Linked DNA regions of Mus musculus: region 1 is linked to region 2. The links are chromatin contacts, found by POLR2A ChIA-PET in ENCODE. All regions are on one chromosome and are shown on one strand. Each heading gives the region's core, a stretch centred on a gene start or an enhancer-like site at or near the end of the contact. The rest is flanking DNA. Distances are from core to core; before and after follow the strand shown.

Region 1 (3,527 bases), core at 206-2,705, 74 kb after region 2:
CACTTTCTGTAGCAAATCTGACTTCTGGAGCCAGATCTAATTGCTGCCACTTGTGGTAGCTGGCGACCTTGAGCAAGCCAGGTACTTATCCTGGGTCTCAGTCTATTATCTATAATACAAAGCTGAACTGTCCTGTCAGCTCCAAGCTGTTATAACGAAATTTGAGATTAATTTTTTTTAAGACAGAAAGGGTGTGAGGGTTTATTTAGTCCTTTCTGAGCTGATCACAGTCAACCTCTATGATCTGACTTCAAAGCAGGTCACTCCTAAACAACTTACCAAACTTGATAATTCCTAACCAGAAACCTTCCCTCTTTCAAAGGCATCGCCTCTATTTGAGAACTAACAGGAAGCAATACCTTAGCTGTTAGAAAGTGACCCAAAAAGTTGCAAACTAGATATAACAATTGCATGTCCAATATACCACTGTTTTGTTTTGTTTCAAATTCTCTTTTAATTTTTATAACACCAGTATACCAGGTCAAACGATGTTAGGTGTAAAAAGAAACCTTAAAACTTTCCATTCTTGCCAAGCTGTGGTGGCGCACGCCTTTATTCCCAGCACTTGGGAGGCAGAGGCTGGCGGATTTCTGAGTTCGAGGCCAGCCTGGTCTACAGAGTGAGTTCCAGGACAGCCAGGGCTACACAGAGAAACCCTGTCTCGAAAGACCAATAAATAAATAAATGTATCAAACAAGTGTTTGGCCCCTCGAAAAAGAAGAATATATGTTCAGAACCCTGCCTAACTTTTAACACCCTAGTAAGGCTGGTAGTGTACCATTCTACAATAGAAAACCGAGACCCTAAGTGACTATAGGTTGCCTACGAGCCAAGTGTGGGGCAGTCTGATTCAGATCTGTGCATTCACACAAGTTGGCTCTGGGCTCCCTCCTCTACTTATAAAAGTATTCTCCATTGTCCCACATTATTGTCTAATAACCACCCTCGGGAGTGTAAAGTTTTTATTCAGGGATGAACAAGTGGATGAAGACACGGTCCTCCGCAGCTCGAACCACTACGATCACTGCGATCACTCACAAGCAACCCCAGGGTTCCTGGCTGAGCTCACCGTGTACCTCCTTGCCGGTGGGCCCGAGCCGACGGTGGGGCCTGGCGGCACGCCTCAACCGCCCGGCGGGAATCTTGCAACGCAGTTCGTCGCGAGGCTCGACGTCCTGCTGCCACAGGACCTGGAGGTAGCGCAGCGAGGACTGGGCCCTGCCCACCGACCGGCCCGGGAGGCCGGCGCCGCTGCCCAGCGAAACGCCGAAGTCCGCGAAAGACACCAGGCCTCCGGCTTCCGCCAAAGGCTCCGGCGCCACCGCGCACTCGCCGTCCGAGCTCGAGCGGCCGGATCGCGACTCGTCGTCCGCGCCCCCGCCGGTGGCTGCCATGGCAACGGCTAGGCGCGGGCCTGGCAGCGCCAGCCTCGCTCCGAACCGACCAACGGACCCGCTTCCCTCCAGGAGAAGCCTCGCTGTCAGCGAACGGACGGGCGGGGCCTGCAACCACAGCAACAGAGTGCGGGCGGGTCGGACCGCGCCAGAGCAACGGACCAATCAGAGTTCGCACAGCCTTCACAGCACAGCCAATCAGGTAAGGAAGGCAGACTACAAGGCGAACACTGGTTTTCGGTAGTATGACTGGCGGACAAAAGAGCCAATCACAAATTAGAGTTGCTTTTGCACTAAGCGGTGTTACTACCAGAGCCAATAAAATAGCTGCGTTCAGGACACTCCTTTCTTCCTTTTCTTCCTGTGATAGCTCCGGAAAGACGAATGGCAAATGCTTTAGCCAATCAAGGTAAGAAGGTCTCCAGCCAATCGGAAAGGAAAGTGAAAAAACCAGAACTACTCTCGTGTAGGTGTGTTTTGAGTCAATGAACTCAAAAAAAAAAAAAAAAAAAAAAAAAAAAAAAAATCCAAACACACTATGATTTGGAGATACCATCACGAAATAGGCGCTAATATCTTCTAACGTAATAGATTTTCCTTTGTCGCGTTCTCTTGCCCTCTCCGGAATCGCTGCTTTACCCAAAAAATTATATTCTATGTAATTATACAAGAGTAACCCTGCAGTAGGCAGATTAACGAAGAGCAATTCCTCAGCCCTGAAAGTCCTACGGATCACTGGCCTGAACTTGACCCAAGGGAGGTACAAGTACACACACACAGCGCATGCAAGTCATTTATACTCTATCAGCTGGTAAATAAAATAGAAAACACTTAGAGAGCAAATAAATACCTGTAACACTACCTTGTGCTAATTAAAGGCCTTGGGTTATAGTCCTGTTCTGCCTACCCCAAGTTTGTGATTTGAGGGCACCTTCTTGGAGTTGGTCTTCTGACCTCAAAGGGTTGGTTTCTCCGTGTAGCCCTGGCTGTACTGAAACTGATTGTGTAGTCCATTAGGTCCCCAGACTCAGAGGTTCACCTGCCTCTGCCTCCTGAGGGCAAGGATTACAGATAGATGGATGGATGGATGGATGGATGGATGGGTGGATTACAGATGGATGGATGGGTAGATACTTCTTTACCTTTTTGTTTGTTTGGGGTTGGTTTTTTTGTTTTGTTTTGTTTTGTTTTGTTTTCTGAAACAGGGTTTCTAAGTGCAGCCTGGCTGAGCCAAAATTTACTCTGTGGACCAGGCTAGCTTCCAACTTACAGAGATCCAACCGCCTCTGCTTCCTTAAAAAATATTTTTTGTTTGTTGTTTGTTTGTTTTGAGACAAGATTTCTCTGCATAGCCCTGGCTGTCCTGGAACTCATGCTGTAGACCAGTCTGGCCTCGAACTCAGAAATCCACCTGCCTCTGCCTCCCAAGTGCCGGGATTGAAGGCGTGAGTCACCATGTCCAGCCTAAAAATATTTTTAATTGAAAAAAATTTTCATACAATAGATTTTGGTCATGCTTTCCTCTTCTCCAACTCCTCTAAGACCCTCCACACCTCCTTACCCACCCACCTTCATGCCCTTCCTTCTCTCATAAAAAACAAAACAAAACAAAACAAACACACATAACAACAAGAACAACAACTCCACAAAATGGCAAAGGACCAATGATACAAAAAATGGCCAAACAACGCAATATAAAACAAAAGTTTGCAAAAACAAAGTTGAGTTCATTTTCTGTTTGTCAACCACTCCTGGGTATAGGGCCCACATGGAAGTATAGTTTATCTATTCCTGAGACATCATTGAAGAACCCAGCCTTTGTGAGTTCATTTGTGTATCAGTCCTTTGTTGGGTGTGGAGAACATTGTTTCCTTGGAGCTATCCATCTCCTCTGGTTCTTTTTATTGTTTTTGCTTTTCAAGATAGGGTTTCCCTGTGTAGCCTTGGCTGGCTTGGAACTCACTCTGTAGACCAGGCTGACCTTGACCTCAGTGATCTGCCTCCCTCTGCCTCTCTTAAGTGCTGGGATTGAGAGCATGTGCCACCACTGCCCAGCTTCTATTGCGTTTTTGGGGGCCTAGTGCTGTGAGGTTGCTGGGTTTTGGGTACAGGCACACTGTCTTGCCTGTTCAT
Region 2 (3,499 bases), core at 234-2,733:
TCGGGAAACTGCCAGGATGATCCCCCACATGTAGGCCCGGGCAGAGAGAGCTAGCTCACAGCCTCCCTGTGGAACATGCTACAGCTGGGGCCTCCCAGACTTCAGGGCTATGCATCTCTGGGTAGGACCCGCCAGGTAGGGCTTGCCAGGATTGAGGTGCTATGGCCTGTCTAAGGAGACGTAAGGGGAAGAGGCCTTAGAATATCTGCCCTCAGCCTGGCCTGGCTCAACCTTTCAGGGTCTCTAGGAGATGAGGGAAGGGTAGGAGTGGTGGCCTGGACAGAACATTGGGTTGTGTTCCGCGTGGCCCACCTAGATCTTACCGAAGAGGACTAGGCTATTTCTCGAGGCTGCTCTCTGGATTCCCTGGGGCTCTCTTTATAGGAAAAGTTCCTTTTGTCTCTCCCTCTCCCCATCTTGGGTAGGGCCGGGGAGCTTGGACACCTGGGGAGGGGGAGATGCTGGGGGAAAGGTCTAAGGCTGTCTCAGTGGCGGGGAGTCTGCTTGGTTTGGGGGTAGGTGAGGAGAGTTAAGTTCTCTGGGTCCTTTGCCCTCGCCGTTGGTCTCCCAGGACCTCAGTGTCACCAGGACTACGACAGGATGACTGTCGCATTCCCTTCTAGCAGCCCCGTCGGCTTTCACACTGAGTCTGACCATTTGCCTTCTCATCTTCCTGTAGCCCGATCTGCTCAACTTCAAGAAAGGATGGATGTCAATCTTGGATGAGCCTGGAGAGGTAGGAGACTGGAGGGGAGGGACTGGCCGGGCTGATGCAGGGCTTCCGTGGAGAGGCTCTTGGGGTGGGTAAAGGGGTCCGATGGGAGGGCCAGTGAAAACCCTAATGGAGTTGAATTTCTGGTCGAGGGAGAGGCTTAGTGAATGCTTAGGAGGGACAGGTTGCTGGCTCTAGGCTTCCTCATGAGTCTTAACATGTGAGGCACAGGGTGGAGCCTCCCTGCCATGCACGCTCCAGATCCCATCTTTAGCTCTCGACAGGAGTATCTTGGCTCTCCTTCCTCATGACAATGCTTGACAGGAGTCTGAGGGTCTGGGGTGAAGGCTTCCCGAGTTGTACCTGAGTTGTACCAACTTCCAGACAGTACAGAGTAGGGCACAGGACACAGGCCAGACCTGTCGGTGGAACCACAGCCTCAGTCAGCAGATCTGTGACATGGGTATGATGGAGAACAGAGTCACTCACAGAGGTGACTGCGTGAGGAGCCGGAAGCTTCTAAGCTTAGTTCATCACCCCTCCGTCTTTCCAGTCTACTGTGACTGGCCTTGGAAATAGCTGAGGTGGTGCCGTTCACCAGCTCTGCTCTTTCAGCGGCCAGGCAAAGCCGGAGGCTGGGAGCTAAACTGGCTTTCCGCCTACTCTGCCTGCATGTGCCCATGGCTCGGATCTGCATCAGATCTGCATGCGGTCCGCATGCTGGGCAGGGCTCAGAGCCAAGGGGAATCGCATTGTGTTTCCTGCCCACGCGCTTTAATTCCCCGCAGCCTTCTGTCCCCGCTGCCTGCTTGCCATCCCTTAGTGGCTGCTGGCCAGGCTCACACAAGGCCTGGCGCCCTGCCAGTGACCCCTTTCTGGCCTCCCTACCCCAAGTCCCTGGAGGGCAGAGGGATTATGGGCACCACCCAGAACTGGCCATTACTCATGCTCTTTCACTGGGTTTTGGAATGTCCAAACTGGAAGGGCCTTGGGAGGGCAGCCAGCCCCAGCCCCTCATGTACAGATGGGAGTCGGAGCCACAAGAGTGAGCTCTCTTCCAGGCTGAGTGATACCCTGGGCAGCCCAGGCCTAGAACCTGGGGCCCTCAGAGCTTCATCCATCTTCTGTTACAATTAGGGACAGAGCTGACCTAGACAACCAAGAAACCATTATCCATAGAACCCTCCTCACTTCACAGAGACACTTGAGTTCCCAAGTGGTACCTTAGTCCACTCCAGGAGCAAGATTGTTTTAAGAGTGCCAGGCAGTGGTGGCACACGCCTTTAATCCCAGCACTTGGGAGACAGAGGCAGGCGGATTTCTGAGTTCAAGGCCAGCCTGGTCTACAAAGTGAGTTCCAGAACAGCCAGGGCTACACAGAGAAACCCTGTCTCGGGCGGGGAGGAGGGAGCAGGTTGGGTGGGGGGAACGACAGATAACCTGTAGCCTGACCCAAAATCTAGACTTCTTGCCATTCCCAGTGTAGAGTCAGAACAGTGAAGGCTGGGGAGGTGGTGACCCTTGCTGAGAGACACATGGCAAGGCAACACTCACACTCTGGGCATTTGGTGCTTAAACCCTGTTTCTCAGGGGAGACCCCTGGGAAGAAGTAGAAAGCATCACCCTCAAATGCTAGAAACCGTATCATGTCCCTATGGGATAAAAATAGGAAATAGCCTAGGCAGGGTTGTGGTGTTGGGGGAGCCCCAAGAGGGCTGCACCAGGACACACTGATCCAGCAGTGGGCTGATGGCAACTAGGATCCCAGGAAAGTGGCCAGCAGTCGTCTGAGACACACATGAGATGCTCGGCTGCCTGTCCCTTTCCCATGTGGCTTCCCAGCCTAAAAGAGGTACTGCAGGGACTCACACTGCGGAATCACAAATGTGAGGGTTAACCAATGCACTCTCACACCGGAACATGTGTGTAACCAGCCCGCAGCACAGATGGGGGAGCAACACTCAGTTGCCTGCCCCAGGCCTCTTTCTAGTCCTTCTGTCTGAGAGGCCTTTGTCCTTGACCCTGTGTCAGGCCAGCACGCAGAGAAAGACTTGCAGAGGTCTGGCCCCACTTAGTCACTGCCCCTGTAGGCATTTAACTTCACAGAGCCTGTACCTTCCTTCATCGGCACTGGAGAAAGGCACGTGCTATGCTGAGCTCTGATATCTTGAGTGGTCCTGAATGAGCTTCAAATACTTCAGTTGATAGAATGGTTGCCTACCAGGCAAGACTCTGGCCTTGATGCCCAGCATCATATAATACAGGCATGATGGTGCATGCCTGTAATTCTAGTGCCCAGGAGGTTGAAGGCTGGATGATCAGAAGAAGTTCAGGGTCAAGGCAGAAAGACAGCCGCTAAAGCGCTTGCCGTGGCGAGCTTGGTGGCCTGAGTTGATTCCAGGAATCTAAGAAGGGTAAAGGTGAAGGGAAGAGAACGGTCTCCACAGAGTTGTCCTCTAACACACACTCGAACATGCCATACATGTACCCACCCATATGCTTACATGCGCGCGGGCACACATACACACACACACACACACACACACTACCACACAATACCCATCCACACACTCTGACCCACACGTGCACTGCCGCACACGTACCCACCCACAACCTGATCATCCTGGCTCTATTACAAGTTGAAAGCCAGCCTGAGCTACATGCAACCCTGTATCAAAGAACAGTCAGCCAGCCAGAGAAAAGCTGCGCACTGGGGCCACAGAAGGCCTGGTTACCGAGGAGGGAACAATCCATTTCCCAGCCTCCGTCTGCTTGGCTTCAGATCTG

Evidence for each region. ChIA-PET counts read pairs that join two places held with the same protein, here RNA polymerase II (POLR2A).
Region 1: POLR2A ChIA-PET joins it to region 2 with 12 read pairs in Patski. The contact joins the promoter of Ankrd54 here to the enhancer-like site in region 2. POLR2A ChIA-PET finds 5 or more read pairs at or near these places in 2 of 5 experiments (Patski and embryonic stem cell).

What each region holds. Positions count from the first base shown.
Region 1 is chr15:79,061,404-79,064,930 of GRCm38, forward strand. Ankrd54 (ankyrin repeat domain 54) reads right to left here and starts at 1,456. Exons shown (of 8, transcript NM_144849.1): 1 at 1,070-1,456. The coding sequence starts at 1,394.
Region 2 is chr15:78,987,213-78,990,711 of GRCm38, forward strand. It overlaps Triobp (TRIO and F-actin binding protein), which reads left to right. Exons shown (of 25, transcript NM_001039156.1): 13 at 680-736. Among named protein-coding and RNA genes, the nearest start is that of Mir6956, 13 kb to the right of the region's middle. Within about 2 kb of position 1,484, at least 3 of the 3 ENCODE cell types and tissues checked have a DNase peak (open chromatin) inside an H3K27ac peak, as active enhancers do.